3 separate regions of the Homo sapiens genome follow, and all the other regions are linked to region 1. A link is a contact called in ENCODE Hi-C or POLR2A ChIA-PET data. All regions are on one chromosome and are shown on one strand. Each heading gives the region's core, a stretch centred on a gene start or an enhancer-like site at or near the end of the contact. The rest is flanking DNA. Distances are from core to core; before and after follow the strand shown. Region 1 overlaps RBMS3 (RNA binding motif single stranded interacting protein 3). Region 2 overlaps RBMS3 (RNA binding motif single stranded interacting protein 3). Region 3 overlaps RBMS3 (RNA binding motif single stranded interacting protein 3).

What was found. A loop is a pair of places that touch in the nucleus more often than their neighbours do. ChIA-PET counts read pairs that join two places held with the same protein, here RNA polymerase II (POLR2A). Pooled maps may share reads with other maps.
Region 2: a map of Right ventricle myocardium superior shows a loop between it and region 1 (2.1-fold over the local background). The contact joins two enhancer-like sites. A Hi-C loop is called at or near these places in 1 of 168 maps with a recorded cell type or tissue (Right ventricle myocardium superior) and 1 of 50 pooled maps.
Region 3: a loop to region 1 is called in a map of heart right ventricle, with 2.7 times the contacts of the local background. The contact joins two enhancer-like sites. A Hi-C loop is called at or near these places in 4 of 168 maps with a recorded cell type or tissue (aorta, endothelial cell of hepatic sinusoid, heart right ventricle and 1 more) and 3 of 50 pooled maps. POLR2A ChIA-PET finds 5 or more read pairs at or near these places in 3 of 52 experiments (AG04450, OCI-LY7 and activated naive CD4-positive, alpha-beta T cell).

What each region holds. Positions count from the first base shown.
Region 1 is chr3:29,523,824-29,527,673 of GRCh38, forward strand. All of the region lies in intron 3 of RBMS3 (RNA binding motif single stranded interacting protein 3), which reads left to right. Among named protein-coding and RNA genes, the nearest start is that of RBMS3-AS2, 120 kb to the right of the region's middle. Within about 2 kb of position 1,613, at least 14 of the 41 ENCODE cell types and tissues checked have a DNase peak (open chromatin) inside an H3K27ac peak, as active enhancers do; they include heart right ventricle, where a contact is called at or near this core.
Region 2 is chr3:29,408,740-29,412,589 of GRCh38, forward strand. The region is part of intron 1 of RBMS3 (RNA binding motif single stranded interacting protein 3); the gene reads left to right. Among named protein-coding and RNA genes, the nearest start is that of RBMS3, 130 kb to the left of the region's middle. Within about 2 kb of position 2,097, at least 2 of the 41 ENCODE cell types and tissues checked have a DNase peak (open chromatin) inside an H3K27ac peak, as active enhancers do.
Region 3 is chr3:29,438,470-29,442,319 of GRCh38, forward strand. All of the region lies in intron 2 of RBMS3 (RNA binding motif single stranded interacting protein 3), which reads left to right. Among named protein-coding and RNA genes, the nearest start is that of RBMS3, 160 kb to the left of the region's middle. Within about 2 kb of position 2,211, at least 7 of the 41 ENCODE cell types and tissues checked have a DNase peak (open chromatin) inside an H3K27ac peak, as active enhancers do; they include heart right ventricle, where a contact is called at or near this core.

The sequences.
Region 1 (3,850 bases), core at 363-2,862:
TGTCCAGCTCAAGCAATCCTCCCACCTCAGCCTCCTGAGTAGCTGGGATTACAGAAATTTGCCACAAATCCAGGCTAATTTTAAATTTTTTTTTGTAGAGATGAGGTCCCCGTATGTTGCCCAGGCTGGTCTTGAACTCCTGGCCACAAGCAATCCTTCTAGCTCAGCCTCCCAAAAGTGCTGAGATTATGGGTATGAGCCCCTGCGCCCAGCCCATAATCTCTTTTAAATGCCCAGTACAACCCTATGAGCTTCCTGATAAAATTTTCCAATTCACTTACTTTGTATCCTTTTTTGTTACCCAGTTCTTTTTCCAACTATTACCATGTCAAATTTCAAGATGAAGAAACAGGTTCATATACCTCAACCAGTAAGTCGCAGAAAGGGGATTTGAACTGGTATCTGTCTAACTACAAAACTTACAGAGGTTTCAGTGAAACTCAATACCCCATAACATGAAATCATGCTGTGATGAGGGAAATGCAGCTTTTCCTTATGATGCCTGAGAACTGATGATGCTTTTTTATGTACACACTGTACACTGATTTCATAAAACACTTTAACCTGGAAGATATGAGTGACTCCCTTTACATTTTTTTTTTTTTTTTTTTTTTTTTTTTTGGAGACGGAGTTTTGCTCTGTCTCCCAGGCTGGAGCGCAGTGGTGCGATCTCGGTTTACCACAATCTCCGCCTCCCGGTTTCAAGCTATTCTCCTGCCTCAGCCTCCTGAATAGCTGGGATTACAGGTGCGAACCACTGCGCCCAGCCAACTTTTGCATTTTATTTATTTATTTTTTTTAGTAGAGGCAGGGTTTCGCAATGTTGGCCAGGCTGGTCTTGAACTCCTGAGCTCAGGTGATCTGCCCTCCTTGGCCTCACAAAGTGCTGGGATTACAGGCATGAGCCATCACGACCAGCCTACATTCTGAAAAAATGACCTCTTGAGAGGCTGGGTGTGGTGGTTAATGCTGTAATCCCAGCACTTTGGGAGGCTGAGGTGGGTGGGTTGCTTGAGCCTAGCAGTTTTGGACTAGCCAGGAGAACATAGTGAGACATTGTCTCTAAAAAAAATTTTTTTTAATTAGCTGGCATGGTGGTGGCATGCATCTGTGGTCCCAGTTGTTCAGGGGGCTAAGGCAGGATTGCTTGAGCCCAGGAGTTCTAGGGTGCGGTGAGCTATGATCATGGGACCGCACTCTAGTCTGGGCTGCGGAGTAAGACGTTGTCTCTAAAGAAAGAGAAAAAAGACCTCTTCAGGCCACAGAGAGCAAAGTAAAGCATCTGAAATACATTTACCTTTTTTTCCTTTAGTGAGGAAAAACATTAACAAACATTTTAAATGTAACTGGGAAAGAACATTTAAGAAATTCATGCCCCTCTCTTGTATTCCAGCTTTCTTCTAGTTGGGTTCTGCATATGATTGTGTTATTAGGGACTATGCCTTTAAAAATGAAAAAATAAAAATAAAAAGGCCATGGTTAGCCTGTGAGCACATTTTTTTATTCTGGCTCTGGCCACAAGAACCAAGTTTGACTAGGCTCTGTATCAAAATAAAATCCAGAGAGGCATTCCTAAACTTGGACCTTTTGTCCACACTCACTTCCTGTTGACCGAGTGACATCCCTTCAGCTGGCCCTCCATCAAGCTGTTTGCACAGAATAGGGAGCAGTGTTTTCAAGGGCAGCAAATCTTGCAGCTTATTAAAAGTAGCATGGTATGCAACTCAGATGCCAGTTCTCTTTCCTTTTTGGGTTTCCTTGAGTCCAAAGGTCAATAGGAACACAGAAAAGCTCAGTGTATTGGTTTGTAATTCCACTCCCACTATGGCTCAATAGTACAATATATTCAGATCCTTGTCTCATTGAGTTCTTCAATCTTCAATCTTTGTTCCCTAAACACAGGCTTGTGTGAACATGCTATTAGCTAGCAGGGTTCAATTTCAGTATTAGGGGTTACATTCAGTTTCAAGCTCCTCACAGTTGTCTACACTGGGTATGAATCTGGAACTGCTGCCAATTTTCTTTGAGGGCATTTTAGTATCATTATCTCAGTGCTTATGCTATTATCTCTGAAGTGTTGTTTTCCAGCGATTTTCTGCCTCTAAAAAGACAGGATGGTTTAGCCATTTTATCAATGAAATTTAAGCATGTAGTGTCGCTGACTCTTGTGATTTCCTTCACTTCTTTTGTTCTACTACCTACCTGAGGAAATACTTTAATATTTCCAGTGAGAAGGCACCTTAAGGGAGTCTCTAACCGCTCAAAATGTGGTCTATAGAGGGACAGCCTGGGCATCATCTGGGAGCTTGTTGAAAATGCTCAATCTTAGGCTCCAGCCCATAAGTGCTGATGTAGATCTGAATTTTAATAAGATCCCTTCTTGTTTCACGAGCAAGGTAAAGTTTGAGAAGCAGGGGTCGGGCGCGGTGGCTCACGCCTGTAATCCCAGCACTTTGGGAGGCCGAGGCAGGTGGATCACGAGGTCAGGAGATCGAGAACATCCTGGCTAACACGGTGAAACCCCGTCTCTACTAAAAAATACAAAAAATTAGCCGGGCGTGGTGGTGGGTGCCTGTAGTCCCAGCTACTCAGGAGGCTGAGGCAGGAGAATGGCGTGAACCCGGGAGGCAGAGCTTTCAGTGAGCCGAGATCGCGCCACTGCACTCCAGCCTGGACGACAGAGCGAGACTCCATCTCAAAAAAAAAAAAAAAAAAAAAAAAAAAAAAAAAAAAAAAAAAAAAAAGTTTGAGAAGCAGTGATCTGGCCCACATCTGGTCTTCTAAGCAATTCTGAGAGGGATTTTAGAGCCTCTTTTTAATACTCCCAATAATAGAGATGCCACTGGTGTAAAATTTGCTGGACAGCTAAACTCTGCCTACTTATAATTTCTACACTTAGTCTTTATTTCATCTCTTTAGAGCAAATGGAATAAGTCTAATATGACCCATCTAATATTTAAAGATAGATAACGTTTCCCAACTCCTCACCTCCAATTCCTCCCTCTCTTTCTCTTTCTCTCTCATGTCTCTTTCATTGCCTGTTGCTTACTCTTCCCTCACCCCTCCCTTTATCTCTTTTCATGCTAAGCATTTATTTTCAGCCATTCTCTGCTTTGCCTGGCTTCCAAACTTTTCAACGTGACCATTCCTATTTTATTAATGGACTCTAGTTACCAACTTGTCAGTTTATTATATGTGTTGTAAAAAAGTGCAGGGGCTATTTAAAATTGTAGAACAGAGATCTACTGTGCTGATTCTGAAATATTTAAAAGCGTTCTCTTGGTGTCTACCAGGCCATGATATCTAGGAGGACCCAACGAGTGACAATAGGGTTTCAGACGTGATTGTTAGGTAGAGTAAAAAAAAAAAAAAAAAAAAAAAAAAAAAGATGGAAAGTAGCCACTTAAATGAGAACTATGCTAAATAGTACTAAAGCTTCAGTACTAAAATACAGAATTACAATTTGAACTTCCATTAGCTACATTCACTACCTAATGCCATGTAAACAAGTAAAGTCCTAAAGTAGAATTTAGGCCATTCTTTTCAGATCTAGTGCATTGCACTAAGATGATTAAATTAAGCTTCAGAATCAGGAAGCAGTTGGCCGGAACTCAGATATTTGTGTGAATCTGGGCCTGAATTTTTGCTGAGCAACTCCATAACCAGGGGCTCAGTATGTATGAGGCATATCTTAATTTCTATGTAAAAGTCTGCTGTACACTTTTCATGTTCTGCATAAATCCATCATCCTGAAGTCCTAGGTTATATCACTTTTCTTAACTGTTGGTTTATATTTGGCAAAATGTCACTCAAAGAAATATCAATTGATAACACCACTTTAATTTAATGT
Region 2 (3,850 bases), core at 847-3,346, 110 kb before region 1:
CCAACTAATATTTTTCGTCAGAATATGTACAATACAGAGTTGAAGAATCTGTATCAAAATGATCAGCTGTGATGAGCCTGAGCTAGAGGGCTTTTTCACAAAGCATGTTTTGTTCTCTGGTGAACTTATATTAGACCATGGCTGCCAACTTAAAATTCCTTTCTTTTAAGGATGCAATGTTGCATAATTAGTCTGCTATTGCAGTCAGGATGCTTGCACACTTTATTTTACTCCTGGTATAGAATGCAATAGACTATCAGAGTTGAAAGGAACCTCTGAGACCATCTAATTCAACTTGCTCGTAATATAGATGAGAAAACAGCCTCTGTCAGTTTTAATGTCGCACAGCAAGTTAGCTGTCCATTAGAATCTCAGAAATAAGTTTCATTTTAGAAAATCTCAGTTATTTTCTGTATAACAAATAGAAATAGATAAAAAAAAGTAGCTAAAAACAATAACTATTTTTTCTAATGATTCTTTTCATTGACAGAGCAGGCCTCTGCTCCACGTGGTACCAATTGGGGTTACTCCAGTCACTGAAGAGTTTGGCTGGGACACCTCAGTTGCGGCACCTCAGTACTTCTCTACCTGGACTCTTTTTTCATATATTATCTCATTCTCCAGAGTCTCTCCATGTGGCCTCCCTCTCTAGAAGGATATTCTGGGCCTGAAATGACATATGTTTCAGCCCTAACACAACACAGTCTTCATTGCAGTAAGTACAAATTATTGTCCCCAAAGCTTGTCTGAGTAAATCGACATCAGGAAATTATGTTGTTGGGATTATTTCCTTACAGCATAGTGGATGGGTTCCAAAAGGCTGAGTAGTTGGGTTCTAAACTACTTAGTTATTCTCTTGGGAGCATCCCAGGATAATAAGCTCCAATGTGTGGGAGTGCTTATCTAACCACTGCTTTATCATACTCGTGACTATCTTTTGGTTGCAGCAAATCTATGGCTAAACTCAGAGCTAATGTGAGAGTATACTGGACTGGGGTATGAATTATGGAAGATGTGGTTCACTTGAAGCATCAATGTGCCTGCCTATCAAAATGGCAGATAATTTATGTGGTCAAGGTCAAGGAGCAAGTTGCAGTATGTAACACATAATGTAATGCTACTTAAATTAATTGATTTTTTTTTCATTACTTCAGTATACTGTGCACTGTTATGGGTCTGTTATTGGATTGCAGAAAAGTTGAAACTTTCTAGAATTTGATGAGCCCTGGGAATGTTCACATTGGTTTTGGCAGCCACCGTTTCTTTCTTTCAGGTAATGAGATTGTACTAGAGTCAGGCAGCTCTCAACATTTCAACATTCAAATGTTTGACCATAAGACCAGAAAAGATCCAACATATTTAATAAAAAGTGAAGGCATGGAAATACTATTTTGGATATGTTTCACTAATAAAAAGAGCAAGACTTCAGTATTAGCCTTCTATTGGAATGTAAATTATTCTGACTTGAACCCACACTGAACTGCCTGCAGCCTGTAACTTAGAAGGAAAAAACAAAGTGCCACCACTGAACTGCTGGCCTTCTAACAAATATCACCTATTAGCATTCACAATGAAGGCAAGCATGAATCAGCATGAAAGTATACCCTATATAAGGTTTCTTTTAGCTTCTCTCAAGTCTTGACACACACCTGTGTCACTGACAGCTAGTATGCAAATTGCCTAAAAGCTCCATTAGGCTAGTCTAGGCAAGGAAGCCCATCTGTTCGTTCCGTGACACTTTCCCTCCTAGATCCTCATGTGGGAATATGTCCTTGAGACATGCAGATGGATGAATTTGCGCCAGTGTCTGGTACCACCAACCTTAGGGGAAGTTGTCACTTCTACTTGCTTTATTGCCTCTAATATTTGATGTCCTCTTCCTTCAGATGCCAAAGAATAAAATTTTAAATCTAAAACTTCAAAGGGTGGTGAAGGTTTTTAAATTCTGAATAGAAAGTACATATTACTTTTTAAGCACAAGAAAATGGAACATGATGAGCCCTCTGTTTAAAAATTATGGTATTCACTGGGTGTTTTTCAAAGCTGTGTGTGTGGTCTGGTGTTGACAGGAGAGAACATACAATTTCAAATTAGCTAGTGCTTGTCAGCTGTTGCTGATAGCTGTTGGAAGGTTTTGGGAAAGACAGGGGCACGGTGATATTTTGGCAAGCTTGCCTATTAAGGACATTTGCTGGAAATGACTTCATGATTCCTATCCCTTTCTTCTTAAAAAAAAAAAAAAAGCAACACAACTACATGTAAGCAATTGGAAAAGGAAATTCAACCACTTTTTTCTGGTGGTTTTTTGAGTAGACTCAAGTCTCTTGCCCATCTCAGATTGAAATCCCCAGAGAAAAGTTAGAAGTGGCAACAACATAATCAGAAAAGCAGCTATCCTTTGATATCTGATATCCATTCATCATAAACAGGCTTCTTTCATTTTGTTAATCTGGCCTAGCAGAAAGATCTACTCATATTTCATTCTCAACGAAGGTAAGGTGGCATAAAAGTAATGGTAATCTCACCTCCTGGGTAAAGAAAACATTACAAATCAGAAAATCGTTTTTAGAAGCATACAATAACTTGTAATCTGGAACCAGAAAGATAGATATTTCCTCTTTTGACAAATCCTCATTCTATAGCAAACAATGTATAAAGACATCTGACATGTTTAAGACAGGACAGAAATGATGCTTTTGATCATTTTGGCACTAAAATGATTCATGATTTTATCAGATTAGCGCCTGTTTTCCATTTTTCAGGAAATGGTCCAAAAGACATACTGTTTTTATTGACAGGACTTCCAAACTAGTTATTATTTGCTAATAATGTTGTGTTAAAAATCTGAGCAGAGTGTCTTGCCAGAGAGAGAGAGAGTGAAACTTTTATGCCCAACGGTGTTTGGATGAGCAAGATAATTACACCCTTGTCCATAGCAGATGCTCTGTTCTTCGCTTTGGCAGTTTCCCTGTTCAGTGTGCAAATAATTTTCTCTACTAAAGTTGGTAGCTATTTGCTACAAATATATTGCTTTTCCAGCAAAGAATGGATCTTTTCCATCACCACTCACAAATAGCAACTGAATTGACTGGAGTTTTTATTGTTTCAAACACATACACAAAACTGATGTGAAGCAGAAAGAAACTCATATGAATGCCCCATGTCTGTCAAAGGATGTGAATAAAATAAGTTATTTACCAAAATAGTTGAAAAACTACATTGTAACAATGATTTGAACTTATTTAAATTAAGACTTTTGAAGAAGTCAATGTTGATAGTCAAATATTTTTAAAATTCAAATGTGCATTTAGTTAGTTTATAATAGAAAAGACACTTATTTACATATATTGCAAACATCTTATGAGCTCTCTTAGCCCCTCTATTTCTGTAACAGGCAAAATTCACTTTGTACATATATAGTGAGACCAAAAATAAGGAGCTCATATTCCTCACAGTTTTGACAGTCATGTATGACTATGCTTGAAATGGGTGGGTGTATTCTCCCTGGCCAGTGATGAACGAATACATTTCCATAAGCCACTATGCTTGCTTTTTGGGTAGCCCAGATGCTGTGGTTTTGTCTGTAAGCAGTATGCTTGCAGGTGTTTTGGCAGAGAACTGCAGAAGGAGAAGGGTGGAGAAAATACATTTATTATAGTTCCCTTTTTTGTTCTTACCACAGCCCCAGAAGCATAAAGGCAAGTAGAACCACTCCTCAAGTTGCCATGTTTTCATAGATACATAAGGCAACATATACTTATCTAATAAAACTAATAATATAATTGGGGGTTAGGTTGATGAATTACCCCTGAGTCTCCCAAGAAGAATCATTGTTGACTAGACTTTTATG
Region 3 (3,850 bases), core at 961-3,460, 85 kb before region 1:
AAATATATAATCTGAGAGCAAATTCTTATTGAGGAATTCTATTCACATTCATCATCAAAACTTCTATGTTCAGATCACAAGTAAAATCAAAGAAAAGAAGATAAGACTGAAGAACAATAAATATAAAGAATGATTTTACTCTATGGAAAAATCTAGTTGTACCTATGTTTTGGATGAATACATTATACTGTGCGTAGCGTAGAAAATAGTATAGTTAAAAACCTTGTAATGTCTTTTTCTTGAGACACCTTAAGGAACTTTATTTTGTTCTCAATCAAGAAATATTTACAGATTATATCCTGCATGCCTGTGGTGAGGAGTCAGTGGTGAGTAAATTTAGATAAAGGAGAAATATTATATTCTACTAGGGAAAATGGGCATCAATTAAATATATGATCTGATAAAAAATTGCAACTGTAAGTGCAAAAGAGAGAGGAGCATGATACTAACAGATTTTTTAGCACAAGATTAGACCTAGTTAGGGCGATTAGCAAAGGTATCTCTGAGGAAGTGACAATTGAGCTAAGATTAGAAGGATAAATAGATTTAACTAATCTAGAAAAAAGTGGAAGAGCAGCCAGGTAAAGGAAACATTGTGTGCAGAGCCAAGGGCTGGAGGGGGCATGCCAAGGACAAAGGGCTAAGAAAAAGCCACGTGACTATAGCAGAGAGAAAGAGGTAAAGTGTGGGGCAAAATGAGCTAGAAAACACGAAAGGACAAGATGATTCCTTTGGAGATGATGTTAGAAGCTTGATTTATCTTAAGAACAATGGAGGAAATCATTGAATTGTCATAAACAGGAAGTTCGCATAGCTATATTTTTGTTTCAAATAGGTAACTCCAGCTGCAGAGTACGGAGAAGTGATCCTCTGAGATCAAGGAACAATTAGAGTAGGAATAGTTGAAAAGCTGAAAGAAGAATGCTTTTTGTTCAGAGAAGAGGGTGTGAGAAGTAATATTAGTGGTGGTAGAAAAATTATGTGTGGTGAAAGATTTTGTCATATGCATTCTTTTTTCCGTTAAAAAGCAGGGACATGGGAACAATTAACCAAATGAACTTCAAAAGAAACAGCAAAGTAGCACAGAATAGAACCCAAATGAGTTGATTTTTAGTTAATCTCTTTTTATTTATTTATTTATTTTTATTATTATTATACTTTAAGTTTTAGGGTACATGTGCACAATGTGCAGGTTAGTTACACATGCATACATGTGCCATGCTGGTGTGCTGCACCCATTAACTCGTCATTTAGCATTAGGTATATCTCCTAATGCTATCCCTCCCCCCTTTTTCTTACCCAGTCTTGAACGGGTCATCAATATACTGTTAAACAATTAAATGGCTGTAATATTAAAAGCACTAAAGGCAATGTAATAAAAACTAGGAATCCAACTGATTATACAGATTTACTCATGGATGGATGATCAGTTGAAGACTACTGACAGAACACTTGGATCATATATATCCTTTATGCTTATCTCAGGAAGACCAGACGGAAGTCGGAGAAGATAGATTTGGTTTAAGAAAGAGAGAGAGAGCATTGTAACTTTTTTGAGCCAGATAAAATATTTGTAGTGTAATGATTTTTTACATATAAGTTATATTTTGTCCTTCCAAGAAATTGGTAACTTCTATTTTATGATTCTGAATATGCCCTGGAAACACATTTAAATTGTTCCTAAAAAATAAAATCAAACGTGCATCATAATGGGTAGCATTTACAATGGAAAAAAATCATTATTGTATTTATATTTTCCACATCTACAACATATTTTATCTAACCATTTTGTGGCTTATAAATTTGATTTAATACAATGTTCTCAGGAAGCCCCAGCCAATTGCCCCCACTTTCCTGTGATTGACTGCTATGGAGTTAATTAAAATATTGTGAAGGAACAGAGTGCATTGTTTTTCTATTATAAAGTAAACATGCCGCTGCTAAGGCCACTTGAAACAGAATGCAGGAAAATAGAGGGAAACTCTTGGGTAGGTACATACATATTTCCAGTCCTTACCAGAAGAGCAGGAAAGTCAACTGCCCTGCCCCCACACTTTTCTCCGTAAATGTTTTCTTTGCTCAAGTCATGACACCCTAGCATTTCCCCCTTTAAAATGAAACTCTGAATGTCACTTTAACATTTAAAAAGAGAGGGGAAACACCCACAATGAAAAGCCAGAGGAACGAAATAGAAGTGTTTGCGCTGGAGAGCCGAAGGGTCTGCCCAAGCTAATCTCCCGGACTTTTACACAACCCTGTTGGATGTCTCATTATAGTGCGTGCTGAACGCTGAATAGTAAGAGCCAGACTCAAGTGCCATCCAGGCTCCGAGCGCAGAGTCCATTATACATGGTGTCAGACAGTTTTGACAAATGCACCGACACAATCAAACCTTTTATCAGTTTAAAAGTAACCTTGTCACAATAATCTGTCAGACTGTTCAGATACAACTAAAGGAAAACAAGTCATCATGCACTCCAGGGTAAACAAGTAAATAAGAAAAATGTGACTGGAAATTTTTAGAGTTCTTTCTTACTGTGTCATTGAAGATTTAAAAGTTTCCTCTAATAAGACCCTAGGAAATTTATTAGTAGCTGTCTTCTGCAAGTCAGACTCAAATTACGCAGCTGCTTTTGAGATGTCATAAATCTATGTGGTGGCAGGTGTGAGCAGGAAGTGAATACTGGAATCTTTAAACCCTGCCTTTGTGTATTTTAAATGAGAGAGTGCTTTAAAGACCCAAAACACGATGTTGGAATTCCTTGATTCAGCAGAGATTTGACAATGGGTTACGTATATTCATTCAGATTTGGGCAAAATTATGTTTGCCAAGCATCTGCTGTAAACTAGACATAGTATTTGATTAGTACTAAATAATTGTCATTAATAATAGGTTGTTATATTTATATATTTACATTAACACAGTTATTGTATATTACATGCCTCATACTCTACTAAGTTTTTAAATTATTTAATGTTCAAAACTTCCCTATGAAGTGGGAATAATACTTTCTTTAAACTGATACTCAAAAGGGTTAAGAAACTTGTTCAAATTTATGCAGCCACCATAGCCACCAGGATTCAAAATCTGGATCTGACTTCAAAGCCGATATTCGTAATCACTGAAACATTCATATAATGAGAATAAGGGTGGCATAAATCATAGGTTCTCAGTTCCATGACTACTCGTGAGAATCCCTTAGGGACCTTCAGAAAATAGGTTTGGACCTCAAGTGTTCTGATTTAACCAGTATGGGTCAACCTGGATTTTGGGATTTTTTAAAGCCTGCTCAGATAATTCTAGTATGTAGCAAAGATTGAGAACTTTTAGACTTAATGATGCTCACACAAATCGGAAAACATAATTTAATCCCCTGTTTTAGCTCTCTTACTCTGACTTTCATAGGCTCTAGCAATTTCATGGGACCTACCACTGTGCTTTCAATTATCCAGAAGTATTAAAAATGAATATTATTGTGAAAATTTGGGGATGAATTTGATTTTCTGATAACAAACTGACATTTTAGATTAGGCACATGGATAATAAAGCCCTGGAATATGCCTCTAGAAGTGTTTTCAAGGATGTCCTTGGAAGAATCTTACTTTCCTGCTTTATATAATTTCCAAAAGTCAAACATTTATTCAACATTCTACTTTTTAATAATGTTTGCATTTAATTGATGATTAAGCAAGAAACTCTTCCTATTTTGACTCATATGATTAAATTTCTATATATACTTACATTTTTTTGCCGACTATAGTTTAGTGAACAAAAGTCCAGTGAGTCTTAAAAAATAATTTACATCTCCTAGTGTTTTGGGGGCATCCTAGAAATTATTGTCCCACTGAT